2 separate regions of the Mus musculus genome follow, and region 1 is linked to region 2. The links are chromatin loops, found by intact Hi-C in ENCODE. Cell type or tissue: heart. All regions are shown on one strand. Each heading gives the region's core, and the rest is flanking DNA. Links, peaks and the distances in the headings are about the cores only.

Region 1 (15,333 bases), core at 3,206-11,205, 160 kb after region 2:
CTTTAAAAGACCTCAAATTCTGGCAATGAATGATGGGCCAAGGCTGTTGTCTCAGCAGTGGAAGATGCAGGCAGGAGGCTCAGGAGTCATCTTCAGTTACACATTAAGTTCCAGACCAGCCTGAGACTCTGCCTGAAAACAAAGCAAAACAAACAAATGGCCCCAAACAAGCAAACAGAGAAATGGTGCCGTCTCTGACTTCAAATCTGTCCTAGGACATTTGGTTCTGGTCTTAGTTTGGCTCAGTTCTTTTATATCACTTCCTAGTGGTTTGTGCAGAAATAGAGGACGATGAAGACAGAGATGCGAAATGCAGGTGACACTGTCATAAAATTTCGTTCAGAGGCAGGCAAGAGCCAACAGAGTTTCAGTTCTGTAATGCCTCCTATCTTAGGGTCTGACCACCACAGAGAGTGTACAGATTACATCCGGAGCATCCGCGGTCAGCTTGAGTCCTTTTCTGGTCACAGACATAGTCTAGAGGCAGGTGCTCAGAAAATACATATTATACCAAAGAAAGAATGAAGACGAAGTAAATCAGTCTTGGGAAAGAAAACACTGGCAGTGGTGGGATTCGAACCCACGCCTCCGAAGAGACTGGAGCCTAAATCCAGCGCCTTAGACCGCTCGGCCACACTACCAAGCTGTCTGCGCATTTCTGTATACACTAACTATTTACTTGATTCCATTTCTCTTTAAACTGCAATCTGAAACCCAGATTTAAAGGACATCCCCCCCCCCCCCCCCAGCGCTAGAGTGAGCGGATTACACGAACTACCCTCCCGAGGTGGGTCCTGCAACCAACCCTTCTGGTCGCACCCCAGAGAGGGCTGTCTGCAGACTGATCAATTCCTCTGCTGAAGTTTGTCCAGTGTGTCACCAGCCGCTGCAGACGCGTTGTGCACTGCGTAGAAGCCGAGATGGCCGGCGCCCGCGGGAGATGACAGAGACGCTCTTCCCTAGGGGCTCATGCAGACTGAGTGAACCGGGGTGGGCGCTGCTGGAGGCATCCAGGATTCTAAGGTGTCAGCATGATCTGGTCTCCACTCGCCCTAGTACCATACCCCCTTCCCCGCGCTAGAGGCTTACAGGTCTGCGACCTGTAGAATCAGGAGCTGTGACGCATGATTTCGGGAAGAGTGACCACACCGCAGTTGTAGTTCATTAGAGCTTTTGGCATGGGACCCACCAAACACGGGCCTACGTGATCCTTGCGCAGGAAAGGAAGTCCCCTGGCTCCTGATCACAGCTGGTGTAAATCACAGGACATCGCTTTGGTGATCTGACCCTTTTGTTTGTGTGTGTAGCAGTAGCTGAAAACTGAACCCATTACTGCTACCTAGAAAAACTGGTGACTATTTCAGCAAAAAGATTGGGATTGGGAAATATTTGAACGAGATTTGCATCTTTAAACGGAAATTGTGTTTTCCTGGTAATATTCAAATCACATCTTCCATTTGACCAAATTCCGTACACTTGGGGGAAATCTCCACAACCAGGCAGTAAGCGGGGAGGCTGTATATGTTCCTGATCCTTGCTTACCTCTTTTGCAAACAGTGCAAAGTTGAAGCCACCCAGACCTAGCCCAGCTCTGTTATTTTCTTGGGGGGGTCATGATCCGGCTCTTTTTCTCCACCTATTAAATAACTAAAAGGTAGGGGAAATCTCTGACGCAGCAGGCAGCAACAGGTATTTTGAAGAAGTTAGTGAGCACATGTGCATTCACACAGGGGCGGGGTGAGGGAGCGCACGCATACAGAAAGACACCCCCCCCACCCCCCTCCACACAAAGTGGAAATGGGAACCAGAAAATGAAATGTGTTTTCCCCTGGACGGTTTAAGTTTGTTTTTGGTGGCATAGAATGGGACCTCTCCACTCGTTTTGGATTGATCAGGCTAAACAAAGGAGGGAGGGTGCTGCTGACAGTCAGACCAGGAACGTCAGGGAATCTAAACTGGCCCTAAATGAACCTATCTGAGGATGAGGAGGAAACTGAGTTTACCTTCTTTATCTGTGCTCCCTTGCCACATCTGTCTCCCTATCAGGGATCTGTCTAGCTCCTGGCCCCTCACTTCCTTAAGGCTAGAAAACCGTTTCTCTTTCTGAATCTGTCGCTCTTCTCAGAAGAGATTTTACTCTCCTTGTGTATAGGGAATGTCTTGCTCTTTGAAACCAAGAACGGAGAAATATCCAGTTCAGAGATTCCCCAGAGTGTCTAACTTTAAAAAATTATATTTTTATTTATGGATACATATGTGAGCATGCAGGAATACGTGCATTACCTGTGAGCAGGAGCCCTCAGAAGCCAAAAGAGGTCACTGGGTTACCAGAAGCTGGAGTTAGGAGCAGTTGTGAGCCACCAGATGAATGCTGGGACCTGGGTCCTCAGCAAGAGCAGTAAGTGCTCTTAACTGATGTGCCATCTCTCTAGCCAAGAGCACAGACCTCTCAGGAGTGATAACTTAGTGGATGACATATGAAATTTTAACTTCTTTTAAATTTTTAGTTTTGGGGCATTTGAGATGGCTTGGGGAGCCTTTACTTCGCTTGCTTACCAGACAGTCTTGAGTTTTGGTCCCCGAATTCATGTAAATAAAGGTGGAAGGAAAACTGACTCCTCAAAGTTGTTCTTTGAATTCCACAAATATATGAGACAGACACATCAACAACAACAATAAATAATAAAAGACAAATCTAGTTGGCGGTGGCAAAATGGCTTAGTGCAGCAAGCCATCTTTTTATCTCCAGAACTCACATGGTGAAAGGGCCTCTGACTCCGTGTTCCAGCTGTGGCTGTAGCATTCGATGTGTCCCCCCACACCCCTTAGTAGATAAATGTTTTAGAAATAAAAAATTGTAAAGCCAGGTGTAATGGGGGTGGGGAAGGGAGAGGCAAAGGCAGGAAGATTTCTGTTGAGTTCCAAGACAGCCAGAACTACATAAAGACCCACCTAAAAAGCACTTAGCTCAGCACTCCATTGCCTGAGTGACTCAACTAGTTCAGCACTCTATCGCCTTCATTTCCAGGGCAATCAGGTTTCCCCTTCTGTCTTCCACCTGCACTAGGCATGCAGGTGGTGCACAAACCTACATGTAGACAAAACATCCACACATAAAACAAGCAATTTTAAAAAGTGAAAGTAACCTATTAAAAAGTTAGTTTTTACTACTGACTGATGGAGAACGTGCCTTGCTGTGTGCCCCTGGCTGGCCTTGATCTCAGGTTCCTTAGAGCTAAGATCCTACGGCCAGATTTACCAGTAGAAGCTACTACTCCCAGTTTAACTTTTATTATCTTGTTTTATTTGTCTTTGTAATGCTGGAAATTGAACCCAAGACTTTGCCGTTCCAGAAAGAGCGCTGCTATACTCGCAGACTTACTTAATATGATCTTACCATGACCTTAGTTCATGGACTGTAAACACAGATATAGTGTGTACTCAACAATGCCTGAATGTGCTCCATGCATTTCTTAGTTAGGGTTTTACTGCTGTGGACAGACACCATGACCAAGGCCGGAAATAGAACTTTTTTTTTGTTTTTTGTTTGTTTGTTTTTGTTTTGTTTTGTTTTTCCGAGACAGGGTTTCTCTGTAGAGCCCTGGCTGTCCTGGAATTCACTTTGTAGACCATGTTGTCCTCGAACTCAGAAATCCACCTGCTTCTGCCTCCCAAGTGCTGGGATTAAAGGCATGCACCACCGCACCCGGCTGCAAACATGTACACCCACCAAGGGCAACTCTTATAAGAACATTTAACTGGGGCTGGCTTACAGGTCAGAGGTTCAGTACATTATCATCAAGGTGGGAGCAGGGAGGCATGGTGTAGGAGGAGCTGAGAGATCTACATCTGAGTGCTGCTAGAAAAATAATGACTTCCAGGCAGCTAGGACAAGGATCTTAAAACCCATGCCCACAGTGACAGGCCTACTCCAGCAAGGCCACACCTACTCCAACAGGGCTACACCTTCTTATAGTGCCACTCCCTGGGCTGAGCACATACAAACCACCACACTGCACCTCCTGTTTCTCCCGCCCAGACCCTGACACTGCTGCACCTCTGTCTTTTCCAGATATACTGGAAATGAAGATTTCTTCCCCTCCTTTTCTTGGATATTTTCTTTATTTATATTTCAAATGTTATCCCCTTTCCTGTTTCCCCTCTGCAAACCCTCCATATCCCCTCCCCACCTCCCCCTGCTTCTATGAGGGTGCTCCCCCTCCCACCTACTCCTACCTCCCTGCCCTGGCATTCCCCTACACCAGGGCATCGAGCCTTCATAGGACCAAGGGCCTCTCCTCCCATGGATGCCCGACAAGGCCATTCTCTGCTATATATTTGGTTGGAGCCATGGGTCCCTCCATGTGCACTCTTTGGTTGGTGGTTTAGTTCCTGGGCACTCGTGGGGGGGGGGGGGTCTGGTTGGTTGATATTGTTGTTCTTCCTATGGGGTTGCAAACCCTTTCAGATTTTTCAGTCCTTTTTCCAACTCCTCCATTGAGGACCCCGTGCTCAGTGCAATGAATGGTTGGCTCTGTATTTGTCAGGCTCTGTCAGAGCCTTTCAGGAGACAGCTATATCAGACTCCTGTCAGCAAGCACTTCTTGGCATCTGCAATAGAGTCTGGGTTTGGTTACTGTATATGGGATGGGTCCCCATGTGGGGCAGTGTCTGGATGGCCTTTACTTCAGTCACTGCTCCACACTTTGTCTCTGTATTTCCTCCTTTGAGTGTTTTGTTCCCCCTTCTAAGAAGGACCAAAGCATCCACACTTTGGCCTTTCTACTTCTTGATCTTCATGTGGTCTGTGAATTGTATCTTGGGTATTCCGAGCTTTTGGGCTCCTATCCACTTATCAGTAAGTGTCTACCATGTGTGTTCTTTTGTAATTGGGTTATCTCACTCAGGATGGTATCTTTTAGTTCCTTCCATTCGCCTAAGAATTTTATGAAGTCATTGTTTTTAATAGCTGAGTAGTACTCCATTGTGTAAATGTACCACATTTTCTGTATTCCGTTTCTCTGTTGAAGGAGAAGATTCCCCCCCCCCCCCACAAGTAGCAAGGTATGATAGTGAATCACCTCTCCTTTCTGTCCACCACATTCAAAGGAAGCCTTTCCCTGTCTCTTAGTCTTTCCTTTGTAGCCCCTGGCTATCACAGCTTCGTGCTTACATGGCTCTCGTCTCCTGACTCTAGTTTCTCCTCCCTTCAGTTGCATTCCATGCTTGGTGAATTTCCATTTTCTATTTTCAAAAGAGTCTAATGCCATTCCTGTAACCTAGCCTGTCTCATCTCTTGTCAGTTTGAGGAGGGTGGACCAACAACTTTCTAACTGTATAGCTCTCAATGTTTTGCTATTCCTTGGCCTTTACTCATCATTTTTGTCTACCAAGAATCTTCCAACCCTCGGATTGGACAGATCTCAGCCTTCTCTAACCTGAGACTCAGCCTCCCTTTCTCAGGGCCCTCCAAATTGTTTACTTGCAAGTTACACTGGGTGCGCTTGCTTTTCATTCCGGTTTCATGACACTGAAAGAATTTCTCCCCAGAAACCTATGACAATGACTTCAGATCAGATTCCAACTCCAGTTTGGAGAACTGGCTCAGTATTTAAGGTTTTTTTTTTTTTTTTTTTTTTTTTTTTTTTCCCAAAGAGCGTCATCCCAACAACTTACAATAACTGTAAGAAAATCTGGCGCCCTTTTATGACAGCCACGGACACCAGGCACCCTCGTGATGCACAAAAAAAAAAAAAAAAAAAAAAAAAAAAAGTAAAACAAATAAATAAATACACCCCCCCCCAAATAAAAACAGAAACAAAACAAAACAAAACAAAAAACCCGAGGGGGAAAATAAAATAGTCAGCGAAGTACATTAATTTAAAAAACGAACGAACAAACAAAACACCAAACGGAATCCCTATCTAGCTTCTAGTGTAGAGCCTAGCACAGAAAGGCAATTCGGAGAATTTGGAGTCTCCTGAGTGAAGGAACGCATTAAATGGAAAACTGGGAGTTTCTTGTTCTGGCATTGAGAGGAAGGTATCTGTTAAGAGGTGTGTGGCAGAAGTCTGGAGTCAAGGACAAAAACCAGAGTGAGGCAGGCTTCTTCCCCTGCGCTGGATTTCTGTTCCGGATTTCACTGAAGGACATGCAGGTGGTGGTGGTGGTGAGGGGGCGGTCATATTTCTTCAAATCTAGGATAGTAGTGATTCCTGTCAGAATCCTCTACTATACCATTCCCAGTGAGCCCAGACTGAATTCCAACACCGGATAAGAAATGGACTAAAATATAATTTTAGTTTGCTTGTTTTCTAACGCCCCCAAAAAACCAGCAACCGAATCCTTTTCTAAGAAAGAGAGAAACTGTGATCTGTGTGGCCCTATAGCTCAGGGGTTAGAGCACTGGTCTTGTAAACCAGGGGTCGCGAGTTCAAATCTCGCTGGGGCCTGAGTCTACCTAGACTTTTGAGCACAGGATTTTCTGGCAGTCTGTCGCTAAACTTCCAAAAACGTCGTTGGCTTTTTGTTCCAGTGCAATCCCACACCCCTGCGCGCTCTGCACTCTGAGAAAGGGGGGCAGCCTGCTATGCGCACGGAGATCGGACGAAGGGAAAGTTGATCCCTTACAAAAGTTGGGCAGAAAGAAGTAGGACTGGCCCCCTCGTGCTGTACGGGGAGGCTACAGGTACAGGAGCCAGAGGCCTGGGAATCCAGATACTTCACTGTCTCGCGCAGGAAATAAAGCACCGCAGTTGTCGTGAGACCTTGGTCACTAAACCATGGAATGGACTCAAAACGGCTGTGGCTATGACTTCCAGTAAAAAGAATGGCCTTTCTCCAAGGAGAGCTTCTTTATTGATAAGTGCTGAGGTTAAACCTGGGATCTCACCCAGGCTAACCACAGTTCAAGCCACGCCTCCAGCCCCTGGGTTTCTTAGCTGTGGTGGCATCTCACGCCTCCCACCTGCAGAGTGTCGCGCGGTTCGGGTGCATAGCGCTTGTTTTCGGATCTCTGGTGCCCGCTTCACCGCATGCGTGCTCCCACCCGGAGGCGGGCATCCTTAAAGCTCTGGCGTTGTCTGGAGGACAGGACGGCGATCCCGGCAGGGTGTCCGAGTAGAGCTCCACATACCCAAAGCCACAAGTAGGGCCGAGTCGGCTAAATGGTTTCCTACCTACTGAAAACCACTTTCGAAAGAGCACTGCTTGTGCTTCCCTTCGATAGCTCAGCTGGTAGAGCGGAGGACTGTAGTTACATTCGTTGCAGCCATCCTTAGGTCGCTGGTTCGATTCCGGCTCGAAGGAGTAGCCTGTCTTTTGGGCTCTCAACCCCTGAGATAAGCTGGCTCTTTGTTCAGTGTTTGGTTGATCATTGCTCGTCCTCACTAACATTAGCAATCTCTCTTTCCCGAAAGTGGTTTGCTCAATCACTATACCTATCTCTAATTGAACAGTTACCAAAAGGAAAATGAGTCTTGGAGTTTGGTTTCTGGCTCCCTCCTTGTTTAATTTTAGTTTCCGAGTCTACCGTGCCGCCCCTTATCCGAAGTCCAGACATCAAAGACTCGCAAGGTACATAACCTTGGGCTTGTTTGTGTACATTTTTTTTTTTTTTTTTTTTTTTTTTTTTTTTAGCGCTCTGATGGCCAGCAGGGACCTTGATTTGCCGAACGTTAAAACCTCTGACCCCGGTGATCGCCCCACTAACTGGCAAAGTGACGCTTTATTTATTTAGGTATTTTATGTAGCATTTGACGTGAGTTGTTGACGAGGCTGGAGGAGTATAAAGTTCAGACGGATGAAGTACTTTAAACAAGGGAAGTGAGATTGAAAACGCAGTTCTTACTCAGGAAAACTGCGAAGGTCTACAGAATATCGGAATAATAGCAAACTTATCTGCCACCAGCCTACCAGGCTACCCGCAGCCTCCTTCTGCCCCCAATATTTTGTTGTGCCTCCTTCTTGCCTGCCTACATGTAAGATTTTGTGGCTGCAGAGGTGGTCGCAAGTATGTGGAACACGCCCTGCGCTTGTCGGAGACTCAGGACTCCGCTGCCCTGCATTTGGGCTCCACTCGAAGAGCGCAGCGCCAACTCGGCTCGCTCCAGTTCCTTCTGGAGTTAGCGATCACGCAGGCCTGTGACTTGAAATCTGAAAGGCTGCATCCTCTGATCCCATTCTGAACCTTGAGTTATTCGGGAAGTGGATAGAGAATAAGAAGGGATAGGTCAGGAATTAATGGATGGGACTTGACAAAACTGGGTGGAAATAACAATGAAAGAAAATTTCTCCGAAACCGGAAACCGCTGGAACCACTTGGTGCCCTGCTGTGTTAAAACATGCTAGATTGATGAGCAAGCTGAGCTACCACATGGCTCGTTGGTCTAGGGGTATGATTCTCGCTTTGGGTGCGAGAGGTCCCGGGTTCAAATCCCGGACGAGCCCTGTACTTTTTACATCGTTCTTTTTTAGTAACTGATAGACAAAATGTTCACCACTCTACAAACTTTCTAGTGCATTGTCAGACCTACAAAAAGGAGCGGCACCACATGATATACAACAGAAGGGTAGCACCAAATTTCTAGATTCCTGAAGCTCCCCAGGGGAGAACCTTCCAGGGGAGAACCTTCCAGGGTCTTCCTGACAGTCATGGACGTCCTCGAGAAATCAACCAGTCCGATTTCTGTACAGAAACCCACCTTGTCTGCTTGGAAGTTAGAGTTACTGTTTTGGGTTTTGCAGGCAGACCCAATGGGGAGGGGCATCCTTGGAAGAATGGGGTGCGGTCCCAGCCACCGAGGCTGGAACGCCCACCCTCCACTCCTCTGCACCCCGCCCCAATCTGTTTGCGTGGCCAGGCAACGCCGACCTCACCCATATCGGGGACGAGATTCCAAAGGAAATTTCATTCTTCTATTCGCCATCCCAACAGGAAGGAAGGAGTGAGAAACAAAGCTGCCGCCTCCAGTTCCGGGTCCAGGTGGGTTTCTACTTCTGTCCCTCCAGGTTTGGCTTTGGAAGTCCCTTCCTACTAAGGACAGTTGTGGGGCTCCTGGGAGATGACTTCTCGACTTCTCAGGTCTGACTGCGGGGCTGAGGTGTGGTGGGGCTCAACGCTGTTTCCACAGTTAGCTTTTCGCATCTTGCCAGAGTCCAGCGTGGATGTCCATTGTCTAGAACCAGGGCTCATAGGGGACCGCAGAATCCGCGAAGGGAGGAATTCCAAGAAGCCCGCGTTTGCTCAGATAAGGAAAAATTTTGAGAGTTCCTAGGTTGATATCAGATTTGTTATGCAAGTCTGTCAAGGTTGTGCAAGGATAAGTGGTGTTTTCGTTTTTGTATTTCCTGTCTCCCTCCCTTAACTCATGTTTAAGTGTGTTGTGAAACCATTGGAGACCGGTCAACAGCATCCTCTGTGCCTTCTTACTGAACAGTTGGGATCCGCTATGTCTGAGACAGCACATCAAACCATGCCAGCGCAACGATGGAGCATCTTTATTTCGGATGGAGGATAGTAGAAACCTTGTCCTTTTATTGGGACATCTTCAGTGGGCCAGTCCTTCGGTCTGTGATGGCAGGAATCTCATAGCCAGTCCATACATGCAGTCGTTAGAAACTTCAGTTAGCAGACAAGTCTGAACAGCCTCTGGCAAACTCCAAAAAAGCTGCCTTGGCTATTCATAAACGAGCACCACCCAGCTCTGAGCCAGTTAGTGTTGCTAGTTGCAGCGGTTTCATTTCAAGAAATAATATAATGATAAAACAATCAGATGTTTTAGAGAGTTATGGAAATAATCAGTGTTAAGTAATTTTCAATACTGCTTTAAACATGAGTTTTGATTTTTCTAGAAATCATAAAAGTTGTGTCATGCATTGGAAAGCTTCCATTCACAGGGACACCAAATGCTCCTTCGTCAGTTAATGTCCCTTTCTTTGTTCTTCAGTTCCCTCTTCCTTACAGTGAAGGTTGAGAGATCATCTCATTTCGATCTCATGGGGCAGTGGGACCTCAGTCACATGATTCAGAGAAGGTGGAGTTGAAGCTTAGTTAAACAGGGGTGATTAGAAAACGTGAACTAGCTACAGTTCGAGATCAGGCCTGGGGGAGTCATCAGTTTGACAACGGCTTAGCTTGTCGGGGTTCGTGGTTCCCCCTCACCCCTGTTTTTTCTGCACCCCACAAAACGCCATAGAGCTGTCCACTGGAGGCATTCTTAGTGTGACTTCAAGCATGGATTAAAAAGTGTACTGATGCAGGCTGGTAAAACATGTCTTGAGATCTTCCATTGTGTACACATTTGAGTATAGAGCACTATATGTAAGCAGTTACTTTCAGAGTGGCTGCAAGCAGAGCCCAGTATGTTGGGAAGTAATGTTTAATTTGTATCGTGTTTGGAAATGTCCGATGTCATCAGGTCTTTGTTTCCATTCTCCCTGACCCAGGGGAGCCCCCACTCCTCAGGGGGCCCTCTGGTGAGCTTTCCTTTTCTAGTTGTTACTTCGTTACTGACTGAGTAGTATGTTAGCAGTGTAAAGGAATTTTTAGTGTCCCCGTGCCTTCTACTCTATAATGAGCCCTAAGGACAGAATCAAACATACACACTCTGTATAAAGAGAGGAATGTGCCAACACTAGAAATATCAGAAGAAGAATGTGTCATGGATATTACTGGCTTGGAGAAGAGACAGACAAAATTCCAGGAAAGGAGGATGGCTTTCAGGAGGTTAAATATTTTAATAAATACTTTTTAAAATTTGGTAGTTGTTTTATACGAATTAAAATTACCAACAAAGATATAATATTCAGGCCTGGGGATGTGGCTCAATGGTAGTCTATGTATCATATGTGAGGTCCTAGGTCTGAGCTCTGGAAAACACACACACACACACACACACACACACACACACACACACACACACACACACACACACATACACACACACACACACACACACACACACACACACACAGAGTTTTTCCTTCCATCTTAATAAATTATAAATTTAAAAAAAAATACCCATTTCTGTTTCAATATGGGCCAAATTGGGTAAAAATTAAAAAAAAAAGAAAGAGAGAAAGAAAGAAAGGAAGAAAGAGAGAGAGAGAGAGAGAGAGAGAGAGAGAGAGAGAGAGAGAGAGAGAGAGAGAGAGAGAGAGAGAGAGAGGAAGGAAGGAAGAAAGAAAGAAAGAAAGAAAGAAAGAGAGAGACAAAGAAAAAGAGCCCTGGCCTTTTGTCAGGGATTTGAGCAGGTTCTAAATCCCCCGAGGTGTCAGGTGAGGGGCCAGCGACTTCCTGGAAGATTGCTGACTGCTAATTGTCTCTGGCTGCTTCCTGGTACTCTGCTGACATTGCTCTTTAAAAAAAAGGAAGCTGCTGTGTTTGAGCAAGTTAATGTGTTAGACTAGTGGATTTTGTGTCTGTATGTGTGCTGTAGGTGTGGGTGAAGTGCCTCTGTTTTGTGGTTGTTTATCAGAAAAAGACCACATTGATATAATCATCTCTGGCTATGGGAGTTGGCTGATATTTCTCCTGGGAATTGATGAGGCCATCCAGGTTTTGCAATGGACTGGCTGTTCTCCTAACAATGAGTGGGTGACGACTCTAGCACTCAGTCCTTCCACATCTGTTTAAAAGTAATGTGTGATTAATTTAAAATAGGCACCACCATACATAGTATGTTTGCACACTGAGCATTTCGGTGACAGGTTGGATACCAGTAGAGTGGCCTCACCCTGAAGACCCTGAGTGCTATCTTTCTCTGTACTTCTGAAACAGTTTAAATGCTGGCATTTGTCAAAACATGCTTGGCACTTGTCTAATGGACACTGGTCAGGATGTGACTAGGTCTCCCTTTCAGGGGACTCTAGTACCCCAAAATTAGGCTATAACAGCTTAGTCTTCTTCTCATTTCCTTTCAGCTCACAGTTGGGTTGAGTGCAGGAGGGAGCAGACAAGGACAAAGGGGACCTTCAAGCTGGGCTGTGCCTCAACAAAGCTGAAAAGTGTTGAGGTTTGGGCCCTTTCCAAGTCTTCATGCCAGCCACTCTTCCTTCTCAAGCTGTCAGGCCCCGTTCTTAGGAAGTGTATCCATTGCGATGTGCACATTCTGGGCAGCTTTTGCTTGTTCGCTTGCTTGCTTGTTTGTTGAGACAGGATTTCTCTGCACAGCCCTGGCTGTTCTAGAACTAGCTCTGTAGACCAGGCTGACCTCAAACTCACAGAGATCCACCTGCCTCTGCCTCCCAAGTGCTGCTGGAATTAGGGGTTTGCTTTTTAAAAGACTTTACACTCTTAGAGTCTGCTCTGTGGTCAGGAACAAAAGCTCATTGGTGAAGGCAAACTAACTGATTTCAGAACTTTTTGCAGGCAAGTGTAGAACACTCCCAGGTTCATTGCAACACCTCCAATGACCTCATCAGACCCCAGGGGAAGCATCTTCCAGCTCCCACAGCCAGAGATTGCTCGGCTTAGCAATCAAGTTTATTTAATAACTGCTACCAAATCTTGCATCTCTGAACCTTTAAAGAGAAGCCCAGAATGTTTTTCGTGGTTAGAGGCTCTAGATCAGTTGATGAGGACTTATGTGTCAGTCACTGAGAATATAGAAATGAGTAAGTAAAAATTCTTCTCTGGAAAGGATCCACCCAATGGAGAGACACTGAGATTAACTAACTTAAAGGAATGTTGGCAGCCCATTTCTTCAGTTACACCAACGGAAGTGAATCCAGATCCATCCCGACCGTACTGTGGGTCCTTTATACCAGTGCAGTCTTCCCCAAGTGTTCCCAAGTCCGGGTGTGAACATGTCTGCAAGTCAGCGCCCCAAAGCTGCCTGCTTGCATTTTTGCTGCTTTCTGAGGGTTCCCTGTTCCTGCCACACAGAGGACCAGCCTTGCTGAGGGAGTCTGAAGATGCTGGAGTGCTGAATTCTTCCTCCTGCTACGGCGAGTCAGCTGATGCTCTCGTTTTTTTTTTTTTTTTTTTTTTTTTGTGCCCAGACTCACCTCAGACATCCCCAGCACGCTTCCACACAGTGAGAGATGCTTTGCCCCTGCCTCCACCTCTACTCCGCTGACAACCTGTAGGTCTCCCATCCCTATTTTTGCTTTTAGAAATTAGTACAGCTTAAATCACACATAAATATCTACACAATGATGGAGCAAAATCTAGAAATTGACAAGGAGCTAAAATATTGCAACTTTGCCCTATATACAAGATAAATGTATGGCAACTTTTAAAATTGTATGTATTTATTTATCTGCATGTATGTCTGTGTACCACACATATGCAATGCCCAGGGAGACCAGATGAAGGCATCACTACATATGGTTGGGAACTGCCATGTGGGTCTGAGAACTGAACCTGAGTAAGTGCCTGCAACCACTGAGCGATCTGTCCAGCCTTGAAGATGAATCTGTTAGAACAATTCTAGTAGATTTCTTCACTACCTCACTGTGTACTTTCTGGGTTTTAGAAGTCTGACCCCGTGGCTTGTCTACTCTTCGATCTTAGAGTTACCTCATAAGCAGAGCAGACATGCATAATTTCTTCTGTACTTGGTTCCCATAATGCTTAGATGTAGACAGCTGGTTTTGCAACTGTGCTTTAAAGAACAGGAAGCTGAGTAGCCATAAATATATATTCTTTTTTCTCCAGAGGATGGACAGAGGGAGGAGGAGCCCAGGAAGTGCTGTGTGTATTTCTGGGGGTTGGAGAGGTGGGGGCACAGTTGCCTCACTCCTTCCTTTAGACTTCTTTCAAAGTAGTTCCTGAAGTTGGCCTGAACGTCAGGGATAATATGTTTTTGGATCTATGGCATATGCACAGTGAAACTTCAGTCCTACCCTGAGCAAGGATAAGGACCATACACATAAGGAAAGAGGCAGCTTAGGAACAAAAGGCCGTGCTTAGCAAACATTATCATTGCTGAAAGAGATGTGTGGTCCACCAGGTGGTTAATATTTGACCCAGGCATGCTCAGGGGAAAGGTGAATGACTCCTTGTTTGCCCATGATTAGTGGCCTTGGTTTACAAGTCGCTGCCAAAGTAAAGATCCTTAGATAGGTTCTCCCCACCCCGTCACATGAGCACTGTATATTACCAGCCTGTGAGGAGCCTCTAGCTTCACACCGCAGGACCCTGTCTCCAGGAGCACGCAGCTGGACACATTCCCAGTCGGAGGAAAGCTGGCCAGCTTTGGTAAGATTCTTCCTTGTGGGTGTTCAACTCTCTGCTTCTTTTCCTCTGTGCTCTTTCTAGCAGTTCATCTATTTTAGTGAAACTGACTAACACCCCTTACGCTTTCTGGACTCAAACTTGCACATTAAAAAGAAAACGAGTAAGAGTTAAAATTTAAAATGAAAACAGGATTATTTGGTGTGGTTTGTATCTGGGAAGCAATTAATGGGATTTCGATCAAGGAGATGGAGATATAGGAGGGTTTCTTCAATTGTGATTAAAAGCCCCCAAAGGCTTAGGAAGCCATTTGCAGAAGGGCATGTGATCTGTCGTGTTTCCTCCATAACAAGCTTGGCTTGGCAGGAATAATAAGGAAAACCCCGAGTCTGGTGGTGGTGGTCCACACCTTTAATTTCAGCACTGGGGTGGTAGAGGCAGGCAGATCTCTGAGTTCAAGGCCAGTCTGGTCTATAAAGTGAGTTCCAGGACAGCCAGGGCTACCCAGAGAAAGCCTGTCTCCAAAAAGAAAAAGGAAAGAAAAGAAAAGAAAAAAAAAAAAAAAAAAAAAAAAGGAAAACCCGGAATCAGGAAGTACTTTCAGCAGTATTTCCTACTCAATTCTTTCCTAAAAAAAAAAAAGAAGGAAGAAAAAAGAAAAAGTTATGGACGCTCCTTAAAAACAAAGAGGAACATGAACCAAGATCAAAAGATGCTAGGTTGAGGGGAGAAAGGAGGAAAGACAGGAGGAAGACCAGGCACAGGGTGTTCTAGTCCAGTTGGACTGTTATGAAGATACACAAAGTAGGGAGAGTATACCTAGGAGAAGGGTGTTTATCACATTGCCACCCCAGCTGCAGGTAGTTTGCTACATGTCTAGTCTACATAGCACTGCCAACCCGGATTCCTGTGAGCACTACCTGGTTAAGAATGGGTAAACTGAGTCTGCACAAGAGTTGGAACTATTCCACTGCAGAAATCCGAATGACAGTCATTGTTGTGTATGCGACTAAGGTTCAGTACCTTTGGCCATGGCAGATTTACACCTGCACTCTCTAACAATAACACTCTCGCTTGTTTTCTCACAATTATACCTTGTCTGGCTTTGGGGGGAGTGTTAGAGTTAAACACACAGTGAGACAGTTTCAAGGGAG
Region 2 (15,333 bases), core at 3,295-11,294:
GATATCAATAGTTTCTCCAAAGATGCGATAACGATGTTCTGAGTAGGAAATCACCTGAGAAGAGTGAGACCATGAAGCTTTCAGTCTGTAAAATGGGGTGTTCAGCTATGTGGAAGAAAATAGCATAGTGCTAACATGGCCACTAGACATTCCAGTAAGAAAGAAAGGGAAGCTGTCTATAGTGGCTCATACCTGCAATTCCAGTACAGGTATGGCTGAGACAGGCAGCCATGCTGGTCTACACAGTGATTGCTAAGGGCAGCCTAGACACATAGCAAGATGCTGTCTCAAGAAAACCACACCAGGAGCTACTAAAAGGCAAAAACACTTGCACATGAGCCTAGAGACCAGAGTTTGATCCCTTACCATAAAGTGGACTCTGAAAGTGTGTCCCCTGATGTGCATATATACAATAACATGTGTGTACCCACATACCCACATCTCACATACACAAAATAAACCCAGATATTTTCAAGATATATTACATACATGTATAAAGTTGCCAAATAATTAAAAAAATTTTTTTCTTCCAAGAACCAACCAACTGGTGCTTAATTTGTAGCCCACACACCAAAACTGTAATGATGCAGAGGATGAGTACGGCCCCTGGGCAGGGACTGCACACAAATTCTTGAAGCATCTCACATTATACAGCTTAAGAAACAAAACACACACACACACACACACACACACACACACACACACACACACACACACACACACACACACACACACACCTAAAAATAAGGATTTAAAACAAAGCCGGGCAGTGGTGCTGCCTGCCTTTAATCCCAGCAGTTGGGAGGCAGAGGCAGGCGGATTTCTGAGTTCGAGGTCAGCCTGGTCTAAAGAGTGAGTTTCAGGACAGCCAGGGCTATACAGAGAAACCCTGTCTAAAAAACAAAAACAAAAAACAACAACAACAAAAAAACCAACAAAAACCAAACCAAAACAAACAAAAAAACCAAACCCAAACTAACAAAAAAAGAATTTAAAACAGGCAAAACTGAGTTTGTTGTGGTGACCTACACAGACATTCCGTCAGAAATAGAAAAAGGTGAGCCAGGCATGGTGGTGCAAGTCTGTAATCCCAGCACGTGGGAGGAGTTCAGAAGATCAAAATAGTACAAGGGAAGCTGTCTACTGCATTGAGTCCCTGCCACAGTCACATCACACAGTAGCTTGTGATCCCAGTTGCTTAGGCTGAGGAAGGAGAACCACAACTTTGGGGCTGGGTTATCTGGAGACCCTGACTTTTAGAAAAGAGGGAGAGCAGGGTGGATAAATGAAGGGAAAAAAAATATATTTATAGGGCTGGAGAGATGGTCCAATAGTTAAATGCACTAACCGCTGTTCCAAAGGACCTGGGTTTGATTCCCTGCACCCACACAGTGGCTCACAACTGTCTATAACTCCAGTTCCCAGGGATCTCATAACCTCTTCTGTCTTCCTGAAGCTCCTATGTGCATTCAGGCAAAACACCCACACAAGTAAAAAGAGAGAGACATTATCTTGAAGTTAAGAAACCCACATTCTTTTCTTTTTAAATGAGAAATTCTAGCTGTATGTATAAAGTTCAAATATTCTAATTTGTCTCCAGAGCTTGCAACTTCATATCTCTGTTGTATTCTCTATAATATCTTAGGTCTGAATGAGCCTGGTTTTGCTCTTGCAGCTCCTATAACTCAGGTAGAATACCTTAGCATTAAGATGGAATACAAAGAGTCCTCTTAAGTACCTGGGTATTTCCTCCGCTCACATACAGGACAGTTGGGTTAACGGCTCCAGTGATGAGACGGCCCATTTCAATGTGGCCTATGCAGTGGTTCACGCCAAGCAAAGGCTTATTCCACAACTGGGCCACTGTACGGGCAACAACAGCTACAGAAGCCAATGGGGATCCCATGCCAGGACCTGACAGCGTACAAATGTGGTTAGAATCCTAGAAATTAGGAAAAGTATGTAGAGAAAGTAGATTTGAAAATGTGTAATGGTGGTGGTCTGTACCCACCACCCACATACTGCCCTTGCTGACAACTCTCCCAGACTTACCTTTGGTGAAAGCAATACAATCAATGTCCTTGGAGGTCAATCCTGCCTCTGTTAGCGCCTCCTGCAGTAGGTCTAGGATAACAGCTCGATGGTGCCTGGCCGTGTCACCTGGAAGGAATCCTAAGGAAAGGCATATAGAACATGAACTACAAGAAGGCAGGTGCTAGGCTGGTGCAAAGGGATCTGTGATATGGGGCTATGAACCTTAAATCACTAATTTTTTTTGTTTTGTTTTGTTTTTTCGAGACACGGTTTCTCTGAATAACCCTGGCTTTCGGGAACTCACTTTGCAGACCAGGCTGGCCTCAAACTCAGAAATCCGCCTGTCTCTGCCTCCTGAGTGCTGGGATTAAAGGCGTGTGCCAATACATTTTTATTCATCAAAATACAAACCACTTTAACACACTTTGCCAACAAACCAGTTAGTTGGGTGGTGGTGGTGCAAAGCTTTAATCCCAGCAAGGCAGAAGCAGGTGGATCTCCATGAGTCTGAGGTTAGCCTGGTCTACAGAGTAGGACAGCCAGGGATTTGTTGACCTTGTTTCAAACAAACTAACAAACACACAAATAAGCCAAAAAGATGAGTTTATTCCTGCAACAAACCAAAGTTTTAACAAACTCTTGGAAAGCATGCTCTGCATACCGCTCACTGTGGGAAAGCATGCTCTCCCTGCATACTGCTTGCGGTGGGAAAGCATGCTCTCTCTGCATACTGCTTGTAGTGGAAATGTTTTCCCTGAGAGAAGTTGTCAAGGTTCTGAAGACACGGTGGTCAGCTGATGAGAGGTCGGGTAAATGTGGTGGATAAAGCAAAGCTCCACTTTGGTCATTCAGATTTGAAGCACTGGTTATGCCACATGCAGTCAGGCATTGCTCTGAATAGGGCTCTTTCTGCTGACTTCAGGAGTTACAGTTTTGGTGCATCTCAATGATCTGCTGGGTACCCTTCTCAGATGCCATGGTTTCTCTGGGATTCAGAAAGCTGTAGTGGGTCAGAGCAGCAGCAGACCACCAGTGACTGGACTGTTTTTGGTGAAAGTCTGGCTTTGGGGCTTCTCAGTCCAGCCACTAAGCTGGCTGTGACTAGTTTTCCTGTACAGTCTACTTGTTGTCATCACAATCTGAGAAATGGTTCATGCATGAGAACTGAAAACAATGGCTGTTCGATTTTCAGTCTGTTTATGAGGCATCAACTTACTGAGGGTTTTTTTGTTTTGTTTCATTTTAACTTTTCAGCTGTTTTCAAATATTCGATAATCACTGATTGGTCCATTCTGACTTCTTTGGTATGTATTTCTTTAGCTGTAAGGTCCGCTTCCACAACTGTTCTCAGTATACAGGTCGTAGCCAACTTCTGATAGCCATTTCAGTGCTCGGTCTGTCTCCTCTGCAAGTTCTTGAACAACCAAGGCTCTGTTTGTTAGCAGTTCCAGGGACCAAATATTAGGTATTGCTGGTGTTCCAAGCTACCCCCACTGCTTTCCCTCCCTCTCTAAACTCAGAGTAAATGACTTGATTCCATTTTTTATTGTTTATCTTGAGACAAGGTCTTATGATGTAGCCCTGGCTGGCCTGGAATTTGCTATACAGACTAGGGTCGCCCCACACTCAGAGATCTGCCTGCTTCTGCCTCCTGGAGTACTGGAATTCCAGGTTTATGCTCCCACACCTGGCTTTAGTCTTACTTTTTGTCTAACATCTTTTCCATAGTATAAGACAAATAAACAGCAAGAAATGTCATTAGCCAAAAATAAATAAAAAAATAAAAGCTCTTCAAAACCTAAATGTGGTAAATGCACATTAAGATGAGATATAATGACACTGAAGGGAAAGAGCCCCAATCTCATTGGCACAGGGGACAACTTCCTGAACAGAACACCAATGGCTCAGGCTCTAAGATCAACAATTGATAAATGGGACCTCATGAAACTGGAAAGATTCTGTTCAGGCAAAAGACACAGTCAATAGGACAAACTGGCAACCTACACAATGGGGAAAAAATTGTCACTAATCCCACTGATATCCGAAATATATAAAGAACTCAAGCTAACCACTAAGAAACCAAATAACCCAATTAAAAAATGGGGTACAGAGCTAAACAGAGAATTCACAACAGAAGAATCTCGAATGGCTGAGAAGCACTTAAAAGAAAAGATCAAAGTTCTTAGTCATCAGGGAAATACAAATCAAAACAACCCTGAGATTCCATCTCACACCAGTCAGAATGGCTAAGATCAAAAATTCAGGTGACAGCAGATGCTGGCGAGGATGTGGAGAAAGAGGAACACTCCTCCATTGTTGGTGGGATTGCAAGCTTGTACAACCACTCTGGAAATCAGTCTGGCGGTTCCTCAGAAAATTGGACATAGTATAGTATAGTACTACTGGAGGATCCCGCAATACCTCTCCTGGGCATATATCCAGAAGATGTCCCAACCGGTAAGAAGGACACATGCTCCACTATGTTCATAGCAGCCTTATTTGTAATGGCCAGAAGATGGAAAGAACCCAGATGCCCCTCAACAGAGGAATGGATACAAAAAATGTGGTACATTTACACAGGGAGTACTACTCAGCTATTAAAAAGAATGAATTTATGAAATTCCTAGGCAAATGGTTGGACCTGGAGGGCATCATCCTGAGTGAGGTAACACAATCACAAAAGAACTCAAATGATATGTACTCACTGATAAGTGGATATTAGCTTAGAAACTTAGTATACCCGATATATAAGATACAATTTGCAAAACACATGAAACTGAAGAAGAATGAAGACCAAAGTGTGGACACTTTGCCCCTTTTTAGAATTGGAAGCAATCACCCATGGAAGGAGTTACAGAGACAAAGTTTGGAGCTGAGACAAAAGGATGGACCATCTAGAGACTGCCATATCCAGGGATCTATCCCATAGACAGTCATCCCAAACGATGACACCATTTCATACACTAGCAAGCGTTTGCTGAAAGGACCCTGATATAGCTGTCTCTTGTGAGACTAGGCCGGGGCCTAGCAAACACATAAGTGGATGCTCACAGTCAGCTCTGGGATGGATCACAGGGCCCCTAATGGAGGAGCTAGAAAAAGTATCCAAGGAGCCAAAGAGATCTGCAACCCTGTAGGTGCAACAACATTATGAACTAACCAGTATCCCGGAGCTCTTGACTCTAGCTGCATATGTATCAAATGATGGCCTAGTCGGCCATCACTAGAAAGAGAGGCCCATTGGACATGCAATCTTTATATGCCCCAGTACAGGGGAACGCCAGGGCCAAAAAGTGGGAATGGTGGGTAGGAGAGTGGGGGGCGGGGGTATGGGGGACTTTTGGGATAGCATTGGAAATGTAATTGAGGAAAATACGTAATAAAAATAATATTAAAAAAAAAGAAGTAAAAAACCAACAAAGACACGTTTTAACGATGTAGAAAAACATACTCTACTTGCCTAGGTTTTAAGACATCCTCTTTTCTTTTTTTTCTAAAGATTTATTTATTTTATGTATGTACACTGTAGCTGTCTTCAGACACACCAGAAGAGGGCATTGGATCCTATTATAGATGGTTGTGAGCCACCATGTGAATGCTGGGAATTGAACTCAGGACCTCTGGAAGAGCAATCAGTGCTCTTAACCACTGAGCCATTTCTCCAGCCCAAGATATTCTCTTTTCAAATCTCTACTTTTGAGACAAGGTCACAACATAGGACAGCCTTAAACTCAGATCCTGTCGCAGTCTCCCAGGTGTCACCATTACAGACTGCACCACACACTCTGTTAGCTTTCCAACCTCTACATAGGCTACTGGGGTTTCAGAGATGGTGCTGGTCCACACACAATGTTCAGGAGCAATCTGAGTTTTACAAACTTCCTACTCTTTGTTAACTTTTCCTGTAATTCCATAGAACCCTATGAAAGGTCATATCGTTGGACTTAACATATGATAACTACAGCACTACAACTGTCAGTAGCTTCCCTTTAACCACACGTATCTCAGCCTCTGTGCTTTAGAGCCTACAAGAGTGAGTCCTAAACACACATATATTTCTACTATGTAACCTGAAACATTTCACCTGCTTAGGGAGCCTTCAGAGGTACATGCAGGTTATATGTGTGTGCAAGTTTTGGGAGAGGGTAGGCAAAATACAACTTGTAACTATATTGAGAGTCGTGCAGTGCCTGGTGCTTTTCACATAACTGTCCAAACCCACTGATACCCATTTCCATTCTAAAAGTACCGAAAAACAGACACCTAAAACAGATCGAAAATACAGGAACTCCTCCAGCTTTCCCTCCTCGTTGTAGATTACTTTTATATTTATCACGGTGCAGTGTAAACCAATCTCTATGTGCATCTACAGCGCTGCCTCGGAACACATATTTTCGGATGCTTAGCTCATTAAAGTTGCTCGATAAAATCAGAATACAACCGGGGGTAGTGGCTCATGCCTTTAATTCCAGCAGTCAAGAGTCTACACAGCAAGTTCCAGGTCAGTAAAGGTTACAAGGAGAGACCCTGTCTCAAAAAAATGCATGAAAAAACCCAAAAACAAAACCTGAACGAACCCACGTGACCTAGCCCCAGGTGTCTGACTCTTCTAGTCAAAAGTTACCAACCAAACGCACAATCAGGGGAGTCTGGAGTGGGGAAGCCTGTAAAATCTGACATAGGCAACAGTGTGGAATATCGGACAGAACAAAACTGGACAAGGAGCCGGGAAGCGCGGCCGCAGCCACTCACCGGTGCCCGGGGCCGTGACGTAAGTGCGCCGCGGGTTCGCCAGCACCGTGCCGTCGCGGACCACGCCCACGCCGATCTTGTTGGCGCTGCCTTCGAACCCCAGCACCGCGGGCATGGTGCCTCACGGCTCCCGGTCGTGAGGCCGAGTGACGAGCTGTAACCGGCACTACCACGAACAACCCAGAACCAAGCGAAGGGACTTTCGGGCGCCAGAAGTTATGTCACGAGGTGCCAGGAGGACCAATCATCGCGCTCCAGAACCACGTGGGGGCGGAGCCCTCGAATCACGTGACCACACCAATCGCCCACGTGGGAACAGGCAGACTCCATTCTTTGTGCCGTGAGGGTCTCTGGCTTCGTTGGGAGGTCAGGTACCTTGTTCTAGCGCGTTTCGCGACCCTGCTCGCTGAAGGGCCTAACGCGGGCGAGGGGCTGCATTGCTCGTGGCGGGCCAGGCCGGAAGAACCGCAGCCCCGGGTGTGCAAACGCCTACGGGAGGCGCCTCGCTGCCTCTCCTTGTGTTTTGATTTCATCGTTTCTTATCTGCAGGCAGCGCAGTAAACACTGCTTCGGTGCTCCAGGAGCCTAAGGGCTTTCGTCACAGCGATGCCAAAGCGGGGAAAGAAAGCGGCGGCCGACGACGGGGAAGAACCCAAGTCGGGTAAGCGTGCCCAACCCCACCCCCCAGGCAAGTTCAGGGCTTTACTAGACCGCCATGAATTACGGTAAATATGGACCAAGTTACGTTGCTGGGTTCCGAGAAGTTTGTGTAATTAGAACGCCTAATGAGGTTAGAGTTAACTCTGGCCTGAGGTTGGAACTGCCAGCTCTTACTACTTTACCCATTTTATAGAGCCAGAGACCAAGAAGAGTAAGGGGGCAGCAAAGAAAACCGAGAAGGAGGCCGCGGGAGAGGGCCCTGTCCTGTACGAGGACCCTCCAGATCAGAAAACCTCACCCAGTGGCAAATCTGCCACACTCAAGATATGCTCCTGGAATGTGGATGGGCTTCGAGCCTGGATTAAAAAGAAAGGTTTGGATGTGAGTACAGTTCAGAATCGGGAAGTAGACCTTTCTTGGTTGACTCGTCTTAAGGACCAATCATCTTGTTTCCTTTGAAACGTTATTTTTCGCGTCTGTAGATGCCCCCCCGGGGGGTTGGTGGAGGGCTCCTAAAAGCCTATATAAACCCCAACAACTCCCTCATTTCATTTTTTAAAAAAACTAGTCTAGACTGTTTGCCCCCCCCCCCCCCGCTTTTGGGTTACTTAGCATATCCTCAATCCCAGTAACTACTTAAGATCCAAATGGGAGCGAGCGTTCTGCAGTTGACAGCACATTGTGCTTCCGAAGGTTCCAGTTAGGTTTCCAGCACCCCAGTCAGGTGACTAACGGACACTCACTCACATACAAGATTTGTTTATATTCTGCTGCTCGAATGCCTTCTGTGTATAGCATGTAGCACATAAAATTTTAATTTTCCACATTTCCATTCAGTGGGTAAAGGAAGAAGCACCAGATATCTTGTGCCTCCAAGAGACCAAGTGCTCGGAGAACAAACTCCCGGCTGAACTGCAAGAGCTGCCTGGACTCACCCATCAGTACTGGTCAGCTCCGTCAGACAAAGAAGGATACAGTGGTGTGGGCCTACTTTCCCGCCAGTGCCCGCTAAAAGTCTCTTATGGCATTGGTGAGACCTTAATGACATTCATGTCTGAATGTTCTTCAGTTAACTCTACTACTTTTTCTTAGACCTTTCTTAAAATTTTTACACTGGTTTTTATTTTTATAGGCGAGGAAGAACATGATCAAGAAGGCCGGGTGATTGTGGCTGAATTTGAGTCCTTTGTCCTGGTAACAGCCTATGTTCCCAATGCAGGCAGGGGTCTGGTAAGACTGGAATACCGACAGCGTTGGGATGAAGCCTTCCGAAAGTTTCTAAAGGACTTGGCTTCCAGAAAGCCTCTTGTGCTATGTGGGGATCTCAATGTGGCTCATGAAGAAATTGACCTCCGTAACCCCAAAGGAAACAAAAAGAATGCTGGCTTTACTCCCCAGGAGCGCCAAGGTTTTGGGGAACTGCTACAAGCTGTACCATTGGCTGACAGCTTCCGGCATCTCTACCCCAACACTGCTTACGCTTACACTTTCTGGACTTACATGATGAATGCCCGCTCTAAGAATGTTGGTTGGCGCCTTGATTACTTTTTGCTTTCCCACTCTCTTTTACCTGCATTGTGTGACAGCAAGATCCGGTCCAAGGCTCTTGGCAGTGACCACTGTCCCATCACCCTTTACCTAGCACTGTGATACCCTCCTGCAGTAGCTTCCTGCCTGGGAGATGGCTCTCTCTGCAGAAGTCTGGTGTTTTAGCCTTCAGGTGTTTGGTTTTGTATGTGCTCCCTCATTTTAAACATTAAACCAAACTTCTGGTTTCCTTTAGACAATCCAAGAGAAATAAAAGGCCCTACTTTCAGCTTGGCTTTCTTTGTCCCTTTGTGAAAACTACATATTCCCTTTTTCATACACAAAAGTTGTTAAGTGGGAAAGGTTAGAGTCATGACATTATTTATTTACAAGCACAGATGAGTCCCTAACCTCTCCCAAGACAGTGACCCTACCTCAGCCCAGTTCAATACTGCAACTGGAAGTAAAATCGGAAGGAGGAATTCAGGGAAGTACAGGATTAGGGGAACATATCCCATATTAAATAGTTATATATATACACATCAGTTCCTATAGTTCTGTACAGAGCAGTGGCTTACCCCACCCCACAGGACGAGAAATGTGGGGAGAAGAGACTGGGTATTGAGGCCAGAGCCAGCCCCTGGTGAAGTGCAATAGCAGCAGCAAGGTCCTAATGGTGCACAGAGGGAGGGGAACACCCCCTCCCATCTCCCACCCCAACCCTGCCCTGGAATGTATTAAGGGACAGGAATGGTTCTCGGGAGCACGTACAGGAAGGGCATGGCTAGAACCATCTTTAGGATCCAGGCTTAGGGGCAATGTTGCCTATTTACCCTAAACAGCAACCCCTGGAAGAGAGCAGCCAGCCAGCAATGGTCTTACCTACCCTTCCAAACATAAGGAAGGAAGGGACTGCTTCCTTCCTACCTCTCCCCAGGGAAAAGGGAGGCAGCTGTTTGGCTTCCTTGTAGAAGTCCAGAGAGCCTTTTGTAGTGTTACTGTTGGTACCAGGCAGCGGTCAGGCACAGACTGCATCAAGGGGCTCAGGAGAAGTTCTGGACAGGATGGCTGACCTTCATACAAGCCCAATAAAGGGCCCGACCCAAACATAGAACAGCCAACAAAATGACAAATGCCCAGGCTGCGTAGATCCCTCCATATTGCTGTGCATGCTTCCATGTACCAAACTGACAGATGAGGAAGAAGAAAAAGATGAGGTTACTTTTGGTATCTACTATTTCAAAGTCCTAGAAACAGTAATGCAATGCAAACTTCTGTCTCTGTACCCCAATCACTTGTAACACCTTCAGGGGTCTTTCCAAGATCAGGTGGTTTAGTGCTTCCTTCCCTTAAGCAGTAAAGTACTCTGCCATCCCAGGCATCTGCCAGCATTTCTCACATCTACTGAGTGAACCAGGATTGCTGATAACTCATTTCTTTCTCCAGAGTGGGGACACTGTTTAGCTTCTTAGTTTATTAGTGAATTTTAACTTTAGTTCACCTCTACCTAAAAGTATACTCCCCCTACATCCTATCACCAGACTCATTTTAGGTTTTTATTTTATAAGGCAAGGGTCTCATGTTGGTACCCTGCACAGCCTCAAATCCTATAGTCAATGGCCTTGAAATTCTATGCTCCTGCCTCTACCTCCTAGGTACTGGGACCACAGGCTTGCACCGCCATGCTCAGTTCTGCTCAGTTTGTGTGGTGCTGGATGATCGTGTTCATGCAAGCTAGGCCAATACTTTTACCAGCTAAGCCACATTTGCAGCTGGCAACAACCTACTCCCTCATTTTGTATTATAGATGGGGTCTTGCTATGTAGCCTGGGCTACCTTAGAACTGCCTGTATTCTTTGATTACAGGGACAGAACCCAACACCAGCTCTCTCACCATTCTTTAAGGTATCACCTTCTCAAATCTTAGCCTGTGATGAGGCTGGTAAGAGGTTTGCATTGAGGCTACTCACAGCAAGGCCAGTGGCAGTGACTGCCAAGAGTAAACCAAGCAAGAAGCAGCAAATACATCTCTTCCTAGGATATCGTCTCCCAATAGATGACCTGTGGGGAGCCAATAGAAACTGATATTTGGAATAGCCCTGTTGATTTTATGCCACCCACCACCCAGTCACCAGTACAATCCCTAACCACTTACACTTTTCTGCAGTGAGGGCATCGTGCCAAGGTTCGGTCTGTGAATTCTGTCCACTATGGAAAAAGAAGAACAGCCATAGAAAGAAGGCTCTCCTCCATGAGAACCCGAAAGCAGGGGGGAGGAGGAAATTCTTTTCAGGATTTACTACTATTCCTAGTACTTGCCTCCTCCAGGGTTTCCCAATATCCCTCCTCACCAGAAACGTGTTCTTGCAATGTCCACAGATGACCCTGACACCCATTGGCTGTGGCTCTGGACTCAGAGGTCCTGGATGCACAGGCCCTAGGTTGATGATTCTTTTGCTATACAGGGGGAAAAGTATGTTTTTAAAATTCTTAGTTCTATTTGGATCTGATGACACACTGCATCCCAGCACTTAGGAGGTGTAGGCAGGATGACTAGACATTCAAGGTGCTACTACACAGGCCTTCCTGCCTCCACTTCTCAGGTGCTGGGATTGAACACAGGCATGCACCACCTTGCCCAGCTCTAGATTTTTGTTTGTTTTTTTGTTTGTTTGTTTCCCTATTGCTTTACAACTTTCCTTACATATGGCCTTCTCTTCTTAGGTCTCTTACCAGTAGGGCCGAGGGCAGGCAATCCGCTGAGAAGTCACTTTGCAGATAAGGAGACAATTACAGGGGCATCGGACATACTTCTTTCCTGGAGGTGCATTCTTGATGGGCTAGAGAACAATGAATAAAGGAACAATGGGCATTTCAGCAGAGAAGCCCATTATCCCAGTCCTCTGCAAGGACATTACTGAGAAAGAGAATCAGACATTTGAGATATACAAATGTTGCCAGCAGAGTAGAGTGTGCCTGTGAGACTGGGGCAGGAAGATTGCAGAGTCTGATGGGAACCCGGGTCATTGTGAGATCGTCTCAGAAAAGCAGAGAACCCCAAAATACAAAAATCAAAAGCAACTGCAACAACTGCCAGTGAGAACTACACTTCAGGTCCAGGAAAGATCAAAAAGTGAGAGCTTGGTGAACGTTATTTTTAGTGAGTGGCTTCTAAAGAAATGGCTGCTGCAAGATGCAGGAACTGAAAGTTTCATGAACAGGGTGTTGAACCAGAAAGAGGATCCAGGAAACAAGGCCCATTCTGCAGATAGTTATAACTCACAGTGGCTTCGTTGCAGACACCACATTTGACTACATGCTGATGCATCTTGCCTTCCACGTTGATCGGAGACTGACAGACGCGACAGGTAATCATGGGGGCACTCCCACTATCCGGGCTAGTCAAGGGTGAGTAGGGGGGTGGGTCCTCTCCAGGCAACACGGCTGGATGTCCCTCAGGGAACGGGGGAAATGCTACGAAGAGGAAGCAGATAAACCCAAAATCATCATTCGAACACTTCCCACGGATGCTCCACGGACGTGGGGAACCCTCTGAGTAAGCTCGATCCGCTGCTCACAAAAAAAGCGCTCAGATCAGTTTCCTCAAAACCCGCTTTCAGGCCAGGCTTAGGCAGTGATTGCGGACCGAGGATGCCTCGCCCCGTGACAGGTGCCACGGGGCCACACCTGGCGCGGAAGCAGGCTCCGCCCCCTGACCCGATCCGCCCCTAGGCCTGCGTGCACCTCAGACCTCCGGCTTACCCTGGGGCGGGGCATGTTTACCGGCTCCGTACGGAGGTGCGGAGGGCGTCAGGCCTCCACCGGGCCCGGTCGCGCTCCCGCCCGGGCCCGCTAAGCCGTTGCCACCAGCGCCGCCATCGCCGGCCTCGGAGAGCAGCGGGGAGCGCTCTCCGTCTGCCGCCATGGCGACTCCCGCTCGGTCAGCGACCAGCTCCCGCCGCCGCTGCCACCGCCGCCGCCGCCGTCGCTACCGGGTCCCTAAGGCGCCTGCGCGCCGCGTTCGCCCGCAGCCAGTGCCGCCCCGCTCACGTGACAGGCTGGCCCCGCCCCTCTGCGCTGTCATTCGTGGACCTGAAACAGTTCCCGGTTTGTAAGGGAGCGTCCCTTCTCCATTGGAGAGAGACGTGTCACGTCACTGTCACATGGTCTTCCCGTAGCTGCTGAGTCCGTAAACACTGCACGTGACTCGAAGTTGTGCGAGCGATTGGAAGTGGGGCGGTCGCGCTACCTCCGGCCCAGGTGGGCGGCTGCCCCGCACGCGTCACGTGCGCAGCCTGTCGCGTGAGTCGCTCCTCATTGGGCCCAAGTCTCCCGTGGGACGTAACCCTATTGGCCCAAATTTAGCGCCAGAACGTGAGGGCGGCTGCCTTCTGGCTGGCAGGGCTGGTATCCTGGGCCGCGGGAACCGCCCTAAAACCTGGACAAGAATCGAAAAGCCACCGGGAGCTTGAGGGCTTAGCACGCTTGTCTGACTTGGCACAAGGCCCCCGAGTAGTGGTGATGTGGTTGCGTATGCCTGTAAATGCAACACTTGGGGAGATGAGTTAGGAAAGGGAATTCCAGGGTAGCGGAGAGAAACACTGAACTACACAAGGAGGATCAGAATACAAGAGGGCGGGGCACTGGGAAGATGCGTTAGCGGTTAAGGGAACTTTCTGCTCTTTCAAAGGAGCCTAGTTTGAGTCCTAGGGCCGATGCTACCTGTAACTCTACCTCCTGGAGATTGTGCACCCGGCAGCTACATACACGTGGCTTAAGTGCGTGGGCACACACACATATATATAAAATAAAAACGTCCAAAGTTAAAAAAACAGAAGGTCACAGTGTAGGGCTGTAATCCCAGACTATGGAAGATGGAGACAGGAGGATCAGACATTCGGGTTTGGCTAAGAGTTTGAGACCAGCCTGAGCTATATGAAGACTGTCTAAAAGCCTAGTGCGCATGCTGAGTCTGAGGCTGGCTAAAGCAAGAGGATCATGAGTTTGAGTCCGATTTGACTCACAAACGGAAATGAGAGACTGTTCCTGTAGGATGGTTATGGTGATGCTATCTGGTGAACTTAATGGTAACCATGCTGGAAGCCCTAGGTTCCCTTTCAGCGCCTAAAAAAGATAATAATAATAATTTTTTTTTAATTCTGAAAATGTGCTGTACTACCACTGCTACATCCACAGTCTTTAGTTTTGAGACAAGATCCTGGCTTGGAATTTGGTGATTCTTCGCAAACCTCCCGGGTAATTGAGAATACAGGCATTTGCCTCTAAGCATAGCTGTAAAATTATAATTAATTCTACAAGTGTCTCTACAAGGGTTAAGGTTGGAACCAACCTGAAAGCCCCTCTCAAAGCATGTGTGCAAGTGCTGTCTACGGAAGCTGCCATGGGAGAAAAGCAACTAAAACCCCCTACAAATCACAATGGCCAGCCCAGCAAGAGTGGGTTCAATAGTGTGGCACTTCATCTCAAGGGTAACCTGCTGGACTTTAGGCCTGGGATGGTGTGCTTCTGTCAACCTTGTCAACTACTGTGGCTGGTGACGTCATGGGCCCTAGGAGAAAACCCACTGCTGCTGCCCTCCTAAAACACTAAAATTCTGAACAGCATTCTAAATAAATACCTATATATATGTATCCACACGTCTGCCTGCTCCCCCCCCTCACACACACACACACTCTCTCTCTCTCTCAAATACACCATTAAAGAAGCAGCCTTTCCTCAGAGCAGATGGAGGCCACTACAGTGATCCACAACTGATCTAAATACCTCCATTGCTGAAATGAAAATTATCTTTTATTAGTGTCTCTCTCCACCGATGGAAGGGAAGTGCATCATTTTACTCAATTGATGTATACTGACCTGTCAGATATATACACATGTGTTTATTGATTCAGCTAGTGACTCAAATCCAAAGATAGTTTTGTCATATTTGGTAGATGAACGTCTTTAGACTTTGCTTAATTTTTGTCTTCAGCAAAGAAATTGTAAATGGAGGCTTTTTTGTTTTGGTTTGATTTTTTTTTTTTTTAAATAGGGTCTCATCCTTGAACTAGGCTGGTCTTAAATTCTTGGCAAGTCCCACCTCTCCTCAAAGGCCTGAGACACCATGCCTGATTCTAGGTTCTGATAGTTTTAGACACAGGTTTTTTTTTTTTTTCAGATTAGTTTCTACCATCAGACTTGTCTTCAACAACCCCAACACTCCCCAGCACATACTTAAAAAATGAGTCACAGCTCTGCAGACAACAGGCCAGTTTGCTGTTCTTGCTGATTTCTGCTATAGACTCTCAATTAGGTTAGGTTTCGCTATTTGGGCCCTTGCTATATATAGCCCCCCAAATC

What was found. A loop is a pair of places that touch in the nucleus more often than their neighbours do. Peaks named below come from ENCODE experiments on the same cell type or tissue, not always from the same donor. Only the 100,000 strongest peaks of a DNase experiment are listed, where the experiment ranks them.
Region 1: it touches region 2 in a loop (2.1-fold over the local background); 4 of 42 quality-filtered maps call a loop at or near these places.

Annotation. Positions count from the first base shown.
Region 1 is chr14:51,082,271-51,097,603 of GRCm38, forward strand. n-TTtgt1 (a tRNA gene) reads left to right here and starts at 6,380; the gene lies at 6,380-6,452. n-TYgta10 (a tRNA gene) reads left to right here and starts at 7,219; the gene lies at 7,219-7,308. n-TPtgg5 (a tRNA gene) reads left to right here and starts at 8,377; the gene lies at 8,377-8,448. Rnase4 (ribonuclease, RNase A family 4) reads left to right here and starts at 13,730. Exons shown (of 2, transcript NM_201239.3): 1 at 13,730-14,203. It also overlaps Ang and n-TLtag2. In heart, for the core only: no CTCF peak of the experiment used is centred there; DNase peaks (open chromatin) are centred at 6,441, 7,191, 8,401, 8,851 and 3 weaker places; H3K4me3 peaks cover 4,238 bases; H3K27ac peaks cover 3,199 bases.
Region 2 is chr14:50,917,878-50,933,210 of GRCm38, forward strand. Osgep (O-sialoglycoprotein endopeptidase) reads right to left here and starts at 7,016. Exons shown (of 11, transcript NM_133676.2): 1 at 6,787-7,016; 2 at 2,053-2,172; 3 at 1,739-1,914; 4 at 1-54. The coding sequence starts at 6,901. It overlaps Apex1 (apurinic/apyrimidinic endonuclease 1), which reads left to right and starts at 7,072. Exons shown (of 5, transcript NM_009687.2): 1 at 7,072-7,152; 2 at 7,336-7,447; 3 at 7,640-7,827; 4 at 8,284-8,476; 5 at 8,579-9,311. The coding sequence starts at 7,393. The coding sequence ends at 9,096. Pip4p1 (phosphatidylinositol-4,5-bisphosphate 4-phosphatase 1) reads right to left here and starts at 12,972. Exons shown (of 7, transcript NM_001033271.5): 1 at 12,736-12,972; 2 at 12,257-12,447; 3 at 11,707-11,813; 4 at 11,325-11,430; 5 at 11,129-11,181; 6 at 10,944-11,034; 7 at 9,338-10,160. The coding sequence starts at 12,898. The coding sequence ends at 10,017. RefSeq lists a promoter at 6,792-7,264. In heart, for the core only: no CTCF peak of the experiment used is centred there; DNase peaks (open chromatin) are centred at 7,024 and 7,684; H3K4me3 peaks cover 3,037 bases; H3K27ac peaks cover 2,128 bases.